2 separate regions of the Homo sapiens genome follow, and region 2 is linked to region 1. A link is a loop called in an ENCODE intact Hi-C map of the cell type or tissue named here. Cell type or tissue: CD14-positive monocyte. All regions are shown on one strand. Links, peaks and the distances in the headings refer to the core of each region. The heading gives the core; the rest is flanking DNA. Region 1 overlaps SH3RF3 (SH3 domain containing ring finger 3). Region 2 overlaps SH3RF3 (SH3 domain containing ring finger 3).

Region 1 (5,372 bases), core at 264-5,263:
TTACAATTACACAGTACTTTTTCTCTTTGTCCCTGGGGCGCGTTCTTGTTCCTCACATGTCTGGGTAGCTGGTGGGTGGTCAGCATGGCTGCTTTCTCCTTCCCCTCCCAGCAGTCAGCAGTGATTATTCTTTAAAAATTGAGAATTCCTTTTTCAGAGCATAGAGGGTGAGGCGTCAGCCCGGCCCCAGGAACCTGGGTCCTGGGAAAACAGCCAGCACACAGCCTTGGGTGAGCACCTTCTCTCCCTGAGCCTCAGTTTCCCCATCTGGAAACGCCACGGCCTTCCCGTGGGGCTGTCGACAGCCCTTCCCATACTATGGAGCTCTTAGGATCATACACACATTTAAGCAAAGGGGGTCGAGAGCCCCATTCCCGGGAAAGGGCCCAACTTTAAGTGTTGCAGAATTTATGGACTGAACAACTGCTTGGCTGATTAGCACAGTTTTGTCCCGATAGTAATGTTTTAGAGTGTAGGTGTCATGGAAGGAATGCAAACACAATGGGAGCTGGTCTTGTGCCTGAGGATAACACTTGTGCCTAACAAGGTAACACTTGGGCCTGAGGATACTGGCCTGGCCATGGTCCTACAGTGATTGGAGGGGAAGAGGCTCCAAAGGCTACAGAAGCTCCGTCGAGCCTGGAACACTGGTGGCCCTGCACGGTGCCCTGGGCCTGTCCGTGTCCTCAGCAGTCAAGGAGCACTGTCCACTCATTGAGTGACATCCTCATTGAGGATGCCTTGCCCGCAAGAAGGACCCTGCAGAGAGCCAGGAGCCTCTTCAGAGAGCCCCAGGGCAGCATCAGGATGAGGCAGGCTGTGTGGCTGTAATTAAGAGGCTACAGGTGGCTCTCTCAGGTGGACGCAGCAGACAGTGGCGCAGATGCGGCGGAGCTTGCTAGTCCTTATGCTGCCCTGTTGTGAGACGGATGGCCTTGGGAGGGTGTTTCCGCGTCCCTACGAGCGCATCACCTGTGGTCAGGCGATCACTGTATCCCTGGCCATGACATATTCTTTAAGTCGCTTCTTAGTTCCTAAGTCCCACCGCTCCCCATTGCCTCCTGAATGCAGTTGCTCTGATCCCAGGGCATGCATTTGGAGCCCTCTGGGACTGCTCCATGTGGTTCGTCCAGCTCTCTGGAACACTGTTCTCCACTTTCCCTTTGCACGACAAGCATCGTGGCCCTGTCTCTGTGCACCCCATGTGAGTGTCCTGGCCCTGTGTCTCTGTGCACCCTGCACTTCCACCCCCTGGGCCTGGAGCCCCATCTTCTCTCCATGGGTATGCTCTGCCCAGCCCACAGAACCCACATACCTTTCACACCCTCGGTCCATCCATTCCTGCCCTTTGTCTCATGCACGCCTCGACTCTGAAGCGTTTGCTCTCTTGTGTGGGTGCCTCGCTACCTACCCCTGGGCCCTTCTTGTTCCCTGTGCGGCCTGGCAGCCCTTGATGGCAGGGCTGATGTGTGTGCTGTTGTGGCCCCAAGGCCTCCCAGCAGAGCATCTGCACGGTGCTCCAGTGTGAAGCATTTGTGGGCTTGAAGGGGCTCTGAGTGTGAAAACCCGAGTAGTTTATATCTTTGAGACGTCAGGAGGCCATTCGAAAAATGCCTGGATTTGCACCTCCTGCCCACTGGCTGTCATGAACAGTCTCAGACAAGGCGAAGAGGGTAAGGAGAATCCAGTGAAGGTCTGTCTCTTCTCCATTTAGATTCAGCCATTAACTCTGCCACATCTGCTCTTTCCTTTTATCTGTCTGTATGTCTGTCTGTCTGTCTTGGGTGAACCATGAAACTTACTTTGCTTATGCCCTGTTGCTTCATTCCTAGATAATTTAGCAGACACCTCTGCAGAATAAGGGCACTCTTCTGTGATCCTGTTATCTCACCTAAGAGAGTTAGCAGGAATCTCCTTATCTTATCTTTTAAATCATTATCAATACCAGTTCACATTCAGGTTTTCCTGATTGTCCCTTAAAAATCTGCTGTAGTTTTTGTTAAAACTGGGTTCACTTGTGGCTTTTGTTATGCCCCTCCAATCTCCCTTATTCTAGACTAGTTTCTCAACATTGTACATATATTTGTGTGCAATGTACAATGTACACATAAATGGGTGTGTTCAGCAGCGTCCCTGGCCTCCATCCTCCAGGTGCCGGCAGCGCCACCTACTCCACCACCAGGTGTGACAACCCACACATTGCCAGGGACCTGCTGGCAGGCAGGATGCCCCATTGGAGAACTGTTCTAGCAGTCTCTTACTTTGCTTTTGAAGGTATTGACCCTTTGAAGAGACCAAGCCAATTATTTTGTCAAATGTCCTGCATTCTAGATTTATTGGGTCATTTCTTGATGGTGCCATTGAACTTGTTTCTTGATTCCCTGTATTTTCTGTAGCGTGGAAGTGGGGGCTAAACTAAAGGCTTTTTTGTGTTCCAGGGAAATAATTTTAGAAGTCTGCCTTTTAAAGTAGAGCAACTGGGTGGGCATGGTGGCTCATGCCTGTAATCCTTGTGCTCCAGGAGGCTGAGGCAGGAGGATCACTTGAAGCCAGGAGGTTGAGACCGGCCTGGTCAACATAGTGATACCCTGTCTCTACAAAACTAAAAATATTAACTGGGCATAGAAGTACATGCCTGTAGTCTCAGCTACTTGGGAGGCCGAGGTAGGAGGATGCCTTGAATACAAGAGATTGAGGCTACAATGAGCCATGTTTATGCCGCTGCACTCCAGCCTGGGCAGCAGAGTGAAACTCCGTCTCTAAAAATAAATAAATAATAAAATAAGATAAAAAAAATTAGAGCAACTTATGTGACTTTTTTTTTTTTTTTTTTAAACTGAGTCTTGCCATGTCGTCCAGGCTGGAGTGCAGTGGCTCAATCTCAGCTCAAGAGATTCTCCTGCCGCAGCCTTCTGAGTAGCTGGGACTACAGGCATGCATCACCATGCCTAGATAATTTTTTGTTTTTGTTTTTTGTATTTTTAGTAGAGACAGGGTTTCACCATGTTGGCCAGGCTGGTCTTGAACTCCTGACCTCAAGTGATCCACCTGCATCCACCTCCCAAAGTGCTGGGATTACAGGTGAACCACTGTGCCCCGCCCAACTTATGTGACTCTTTATGCTCACACAGAAACTACATTCTAGGGGTGCAGAGGGTATATTCATCAGATGGGAGAAGGCCACGGTGAGAATCACATGGCTCAGTCTGTTGGTGTCAGGGTCTGCACCGTATCTGCCCTAGATCTCTGGGCAGAGGTGTTGTTTCGGGGCAGTGCACTTTGCTCACTGGCAGGAAGGCAGCCCCGCTCTGTGCAGCCTTCCCCAGCAGCCTCCCTGAAGCAGCGGGGGGATCAGAGACAGGGAAGCACACTGTGTGTGTAAAATACTCTTGAGCCTAAAGTTGGAGTTTTCTCCTTTCCGCTTCCTGTTTTTTCATAGAAACCAACTGAAGGGTTATGAATTATTTGTTGACTTAAAAAAGTAGATGTGTGTTTTTCTGAGCTCTTTGTAACATTGAGATTTACCATGTTTACTCCAAAAGTGTTTCAAGGCCAAGTAGTAGTTGGAGACTAACCTGGTGAACTGTCACTTGTACCCTGAGATGCCTTTCCAGCCTCCGCGGTGGGCATTGTATGACCTGCACGTGAATGGATGGGTGACCCAAGCCACCCCTCTCTCCCTGGAGGTTTTGCTTGGTGTAGAATGTTATTCTGGGGACACAGCACTATATTTTTAACTATGGTCGAGATTAGAGGAGGCTGGGCCGGGCACGGTGGCTCACGCCTGTAATCCCAGCACTTTGGGAGGCTGAAGTGGGCAGATCATGAGGTCAGGAGATTGAGACCATCCTGGCTAACATGGTGAAACCCTGTCTCTACTAAAAAATACCAAAAATTTGCCGGGCTTGGTGGAGGGCACCTGTAGTCCCAGCTACTCAGGAGGCTGAGGCAGGAGAGTGGCGTGAACCTGGGAGGCAGAGCATGCAGTTAACCAACATCGTGCCACCGCACTCCAGCCTGGGCGACAGAGTGAGACTCCGTCTCAAAAAAAAAAAAAAAAAAAAAAAAAGAATTAGAGGAGGCTGAGTGTGGTGGCTCACACCTATAATCCCAGCAGTTTGGGAGGTCAAGGAGGGAGGATAGCTTGAGGCTGGAGTTCAAGACCAGCCTGGGAAACATAAGTAAGACCCTGTCTCTACAAAAAAAAAATTTTTTTTAAATTAGCTGGGCATATTAGTGTATGCTTATAATTCCAGCTACTCAGGAGACTGAGGTCAAAGAATTGCTTAAGCCCAGGAGTTCAAGGTTACAGTGAGCTATGATTGTGCCACTGCACTCCAGCCTGGGTGACAAGAGAGAGACACTATTAGTTACTTAACTCTGGCATTTGCTATTTCTGCACTAATTGTCAAAGTTGACTGAGCATTCTCAGTGCCCCTTCTGCCCAGTCATGGGCCATAAGCTTGTGTTTGGGATAGCATGTCTCTGTGTCATGTGTGGCTTGTTATGGTTGCCTGGAATGAACTTCAACACACCTCTGTTTGGCTGAGCGCTGCATTTGCAGGAGGTGAGAACCACTCAGGGCCTGAGGCAGAACCTGACCATGCTCATTTGGAGGAGAGGGCCTGGGGAGCTTAGTGCGCTCAAGAAGAAGGCAGATAGGGCTGTGTGTGCTGTAGAGGATGATAAACTGGGGGTGAGGGTGCAATGACGACACAGTGCCACATTTTAGAACTATGCTCTCATCTTGTGCAAACAGGTCTGTTTACAGCAGTTCATTTTTATGAGTTACAATTATTATTTCTGGATAATTTTGGTGTATGGTAATCATTAGAGTAAGCTGTGTGTCTGATTAAAGAATTTGTCTCTAATTTATGCCAATTTAAAGATGTCTTCTGTGTTCTCTTTGTCTCTGGGGGAGGGAAGCAGGTTGCTATGGAGACAACATAAGAAAAAGTGACAGGCAAGAAGGCTTGGCAGTTTCGATTTTGAAAATATTTGTGATGTAGGTAATTATATATGTAATAATGTTATGCAGCAGAACCATCTGCCTTTGGAGAGATGCATGTCATGGAATTTCATGGTAAAACAGTGTTTCTCTTAGGAACAAAATGTTATTTGTGTGCTATTAAGATATTGAAATTGTGGAAAATAAAGATGCAATGGAGCCCTAAGATTGTTTCCAGGGGTGCAGTTGCTGTATGATGTAAGGTGCCACCTATAGAATTTGGAAAGCTATTTTCACATGGAAACAAAACATTTGTATAGGAAGACTTACCTGAGACTGAATTATTTTATGTTGTAAATTGCTAAAATCAACTGTATTCAGGTTTATAACTGATTTTGATCAGTTTAAATGGCACAATTTTCTT
Region 2 (5,372 bases), core at 184-5,183, 50 kb after region 1:
AAAAAATACAAATAGCTGAGTGGGGTGTCACAGGCCTATAGTCTCAGCTACTCAGGAGGCTGAGGTTGGAGGATGGATTGCTTAAGCCTGGGAGGCAGAGGTTGCAGTGAACCAAGATTGCACCACTGCGCTCCAGCCCAGGTGACACAGTGAGACCCTGTCTCAGAGGAGAAAAAAAAAAAAAACTTTCAACATTATAATTTAAAAAGATGTTTTAGGCTTAATTTAGAAAGTTTACATTGTTCAACAGAAGCCGGGTTTATTTTTAGAGGAATAGTTGGATGCAAACTCTCAAAATTTTCTGAACTTAATGTTTACTTCTGAAACTGCTTCCTCAGGCTTGTTTTATAAGCTTTGTCTTTTTACAGGCCTTCAGTTTTAGCTTTATCATGGGTTGATCAGCCGTCCTGGTGTTCCTGGGACTGAGGAGTTTCTTGGGATGTGGGACTCTCAGTGCTAAAACCAGGGATATTTCAGGCAAACTAGAATGACAGAATGAGTTAAGATGGATTATGTCCTGATAAACCCATCAATAGTTGGAAGTATCATAAGTTGAAAACGCATGTAATACACCAAACCTACAGAACCTCATAGCTCAGCCTAGCCTACTTTAAATGTACTCAGAACAATATACATTAGGCTGGCTAATGTAATCAGCCTACAGTTGGGCTGAATCATGTAACACAAAGCCTGTTGTATAATAAAGTGTTGAATATCTGTGTCATTTACCTAATACTGTCTTGAAAGTGAAAAACACTGGTTATATAGGTATGTGAAGTACAGTTTGGGTATTGTATTGTACCATCATAAAGTAGAAAAATCCTAAGTCAGCCCATCGTAAGTAGGGGACTGACTGTAGTCAATCACCCTATTCTTCTTGAACCTCAAAAAGCAAAATCCATCAGTTTAAATGTAGACCCACATGTGTAGCCTTTACTTTTTTTTTCTTTTTTTTTATTTAAGAGCTAGAGTCTTGCTCTGTTGCCCAGGCTGGAGTGCAGTGGTGCGATCTCAGGTCACTGCAACCTCCACCTCACGAGTTCAAGTGATTCTCCTGCCTCAGCCTTCTGAGTAGCTGGGATTACAGCTACGTGCCACCATGCCTGGCTAGTTTTTGTATTTTTAGTAGAGATGGGGTTTCACAAGGCTGGTCTTGAACTCCTGACCTGAAGTGATCCGCCTGCCTCAGCCTCCCAAAGTGCTGGGATTGCAGGCATGAGCCACTGCGCCCGGCCTAGCCTTTAAATTTGATTAAGGTGCTTTGATTAGTTTATTTCCTTGGGAGGCAGAAGTGTTTACAAAGAAGAGGCCCCAGGATAGGCTGTGTCCATGTGGTTTCAGGACGTGGGCGCTGCTTTCCGGGTGGGCTGGTGAGGGCATTTTTTGCTGCCCAGCTCTCATGTTTCCCAGGCTTGCTATTTGTTTTCTAATCCAGGCAACAGAAATACCACTTGTGTCCATGATTTTCATGCTGGATCTAAGATGTTGAGGCAGCAAATTCTTATTCTGACTAATTTAACAGTCTTTCGGTTTAGCCTGTGCTTGGGGCTGTGCTTAGAATTTTGATAAAAATGGTTGTATCTGGGTCATTTGGAAAGGAATTTGGCTGTCTGGAAAATAGAACATATAATAGAACAGGTGGTTATTAAAGCACCAGGCCAAGTGGAGACCATGATTTCTCTTTGATTTAGATGCAAAGATTGCTATATAGGTTGACACACAAAGATTTATAATTTGTAATTTAAGAAAATAATTGTTCAGGGAGCAGAAACCAGAAAGTAATGTATGAGTATTTTTTCTTGAACTGCATTTTCTTCTTTCTAAAAGCATGGAAGTCTTTAATTCCCCTTCCACAGCTCTTAAGGCTGTCAAATGTATTGGGAATGGGGCCTGGCCCCTGAGATGTGTAGGTTATACATCATACAACTCAGGGGCCAGGCACCATTCACATCACATTTATCCTAGATTTGTCTTGAAGGGGTGCTTTTTCTGACCCACATGAGAATTTCCCTGGGCTAGTGGCAGCCAGCATGACTGCCTCACCAACCCCTCTAGCAAGGACTCTTAGAGGAAAACATGAAGAAAATCACATTTTTCTTCTGTTAGCATTTTATAGACTTCTTCACTCCACTCCAGACCTTTGGATGTCTGACCTGAGGACAATCAATATGTTTTTCTAGAGTTTTTAGCACGCAGCAGCATAGTGGCTTAGAGTGCAGACCAAGGAGTCAGTGCCATAATTTTCTACCTGTATAATCCTGTGCAAGTTGGCCTCTCTGTGCCTCAGTTTCCCCATCTGTAAAATGGGGGCAGCACATTCCTCATTGGACTGTTGGGGAGGTTAAATGGATTAATGCTGTAAAGTACTTAGAATAGGGCCTGACACATTGCATGTAAATGTTACCAGCCTCGTTCAGCTTTGCCTCTGACACTGAGCTGATGTACCTGGGTCTGGCAATACAACATTGTAGATGCTGATTAAAACTTGAGGCACATGTGAAGAAACCATGACTATTCCCATGACCCCGTGAGAAGGTTGGTCAAATAGTTTCTTTGTCTTCTGCTGGGTTTCACTTCCTGCTGTCTCAGCTGTACCCCCTAATGTTGGTGTGTGGTTGTCTCTTTCTGTGCCAGCCGCTCCCATGAGAGGAGCCTCTCATTGCCGGGACTTTAGTGGCTCGGGACAGTGCCCCATGAGCGCTCCAGTTAAGCCAACAGATGGGTACTTCTAGGCTGGAGGCACTGCCTCGCCAGGGCAGTATCTGCTCTCTGTGGATGTCCGAATTCTCACGGGTGGGCTCAGCGAGACAGTACGCTCCATGTGACCCACTCTGGTCTCAAAAGCTAGAAAAATGCTCTGGAAGGATATTGAACACCTATGTGGGGCTCTGTGGTTCAGGTTAGGTTACTCCATTAGATCATTTGTATCTGGAAAGAACAGGGATGGCTCCAACACTGTACAAGCCTGCAGTCCTCCTAAGGCTAAAAGACACAAGGTGGTACCCGTGTCATGGTGGTGGGAGGTTAAAGATTAGTGTTTGTGTGTGTGTGTCTGTGTGTGTACATGTGCACGTGTGCAACTCTTGCTTTGTGTGTGTGGCATTTCACTTTCCTAATCAATTTAGGCAACCTGTTGGGGCTTCGGAATAGTGCATCTAGGTTGGAAGTATCTCCCAGTGAATGGGTCACACTGTCACACTGGGCTTCCAGCAGACCCCATACCACCCACCGGTGAAACTTGAGTAAAGCTACTCTAAGAATACAGAGCATTGGAGAAGTGCTTTATTCGGTTAACTTTACCACCACCAGGGAATGTCTGGGTTGTTCTCAATGATCAGTATGAAGGTCTGTGGGGTTGTGGACACATTCAGGGTTGGACTGGGGTTCGTATTAGTCAGCCGACTGGGTATCTTTATTCACAGAAGAGGCAAAATTAGCAAATAACCCCATCAAAATCATCTTGATAGTTGTTCTCACCAAGGTTGCTATCACCTCTATAATTATGAAAATGTTTTATGAGGTAGGCTTGGGAATTTGAACACCTTTTGAGAACTGTTGGGAACAACCTTCTCAGTTAAGTAAAGAAACTACTTACCAGAAAACATGTGGAGGACACTGGGGTGATAATTCATGGTCATTTCCGATAAGCTACTTCTAGGGCCAGAATCTCTGCTGAATCTCAGCTTCCTGATTTAATGAAGACAAGGAAATGAAACCGCCCTGCCGACTGTTTGTGCTTTTAATAGGCCGAGTTTTCAGAAAGAGAAGACAGTTAAATTAGTTTTCCTTTTTGCCCTTTTCATTCTCCCTGCTTCTGTCCTGCAGATCAAGGCCTTTGAAAGGAAGGGGAAGAGGAAGTGTTTTCTTGCTTAGTGAATAGGATGCACCTGTCCCCTGAGGAAGATTCCCTGTGTGTGCTTGTATGTAAATGTACATACTCTCTTACTGTCCTCTTTTTCCTCCTCACAAATGTAAGCCTGTATGTGCTTCATATTAATACTTGGCATTCCCATGAGCCTGCAAAGTCTGGAGGGAGAGGCCAGGCCCGTGCTTCTGGCCGCTGTGACCCAGCACCTGGCGGAGGCCCTCACTGAGTCCTGTCCCCTGAGTGGAGGTGAAAGGTAGACAAGGAAGACCCCACAGTTGGAGAGCCTGCCATGGACAGGTCGCGCATTGTTTCACTTGGGCCTGGTTGAGCGTATTACTGGGAGTGGGGGAAGTTGACGCTGTGACGTAGTCCTGGGGCGAGCTTGGAAGGTGCTCTGGGCTTGTCAGTTGACAGTGTGTCATTAGGGATATGAGCGGCAATGCGATGTCCTCCCCTGCAAGGAAGGAGATGTTTCAGACTTACCATTGACTGAAACAGGGAGACGAGTGCTCTCTCATGGAAACAGGGGAGATTTGAGATCAGTCACAAACACTTACCAAGGCCCAGGTTCAGTCCACTCCTGGAGCTTTGAGGGGCTAGTGTGTAAAGGGCACAGAAGCCCTTTTGCTAGGTGCACTGGCCTGAGAGCTTCGAGGGGATTTGCCAATGGGATTGTGCCACAATTTTTATTACTTTTTCCCTAGTCTTCGTGGTCTAAGTTTTGTTTTCTCAATCTTTCTTTTCTCATCTTCCTTGTGTGGAGTTAACTTTTAATCAGGGAAAGGGAATACATCGAGCTATTGATGAATGAATCACTGGAGAAAACAGTGAAGTGGGATTTTTATTTCAGGGTCTCTTAGGTGGCAGTGCCGGGTGACAGGTGGGGGTGTCCCTTGTCTTCCATTGTCCCGGAGACTAACCATCAGCCTCTACCTAATTGAATGGCATTTTTATGTGTTTTTCATGAACGGTGGTGGATGGAGATGTGTGGAGGACTAGCAGCTCTTCATGCTGGAGGGAGTTATTCCGCCTCTGCTCTCAGACAGCCTGTGACCAGGCACGGGTCACATTGCTGCCCTGGACTTGCACTGTATGGCATTTGAATGTCATGTAGGGGCACCGTGTATTTCAGTGGCTGTGTCTAGGCAGCCCGAAAGCCACTGAATCCCTCATGTCCACTCTGCAGCCGACATTCACTCAGCATCCTGGAAAAGTGCCCACTGGGGCAGGAGCTTCTCTTGCTCATGTGGACATGACGGTAAGTCCTTCTTGGAGAGGCAGCATCAAGTCATGTTGTTCGTTCTGTGGCCAGGAGGTACAAAGTCAGCTGTTTCTGCTTTTAAGTGATGTGGGCTTAAGGAAGAGGGAAGGAGGAATGAAGGAAAGAAAGGAATTGAGGAGGGAATGAAAGAAGGAGAGGGAGGGAGGGAGAGGAAGGGAAGGAGGGAGAGGAAGGGAAGGAGGGAAGGAAGGGAGGAAGGGACGGAGGGAGGGAGGAAGAAGC

The links. A loop is a pair of places that touch in the nucleus more often than their neighbours do. Peaks named below come from ENCODE experiments on the same cell type or tissue, not always from the same donor. Only the 100,000 strongest peaks of a DNase experiment are listed, where the experiment ranks them.
Region 2: a loop joins it to region 1, with 1.9 times the contacts of the local background. A loop is called at or near these places in 10 of 110 quality-filtered maps.

Annotation. Positions count from the first base shown.
Region 1 is chr2:109,202,447-109,207,818 of GRCh38, forward strand. The region is part of intron 1 of SH3RF3 (SH3 domain containing ring finger 3); the gene reads left to right. It also overlaps a transcript of RANBP2 not described here. Among named protein-coding and RNA genes, the nearest start is that of MIR4265, 64 kb to the left of the region's middle. In CD14-positive monocyte, for the core only: no CTCF peak of the experiment used is centred there; no DNase peak of the experiment used is centred there.
Region 2 is chr2:109,252,084-109,257,455 of GRCh38, forward strand. All of the region lies in intron 1 of SH3RF3 (SH3 domain containing ring finger 3), which reads left to right. It also overlaps a transcript of RANBP2 not described here. Among named protein-coding and RNA genes, the nearest start is that of MIR4266, 59 kb to the right of the region's middle. RefSeq lists enhancers at 801-880, 991-1,120, 2,416-2,705. In CD14-positive monocyte, for the core only: no CTCF peak of the experiment used is centred there; DNase peaks (open chromatin) are centred at 2,548, 3,718 and 4,278; H3K4me3 peaks cover 1,616 bases; H3K27ac peaks cover 3,018 bases.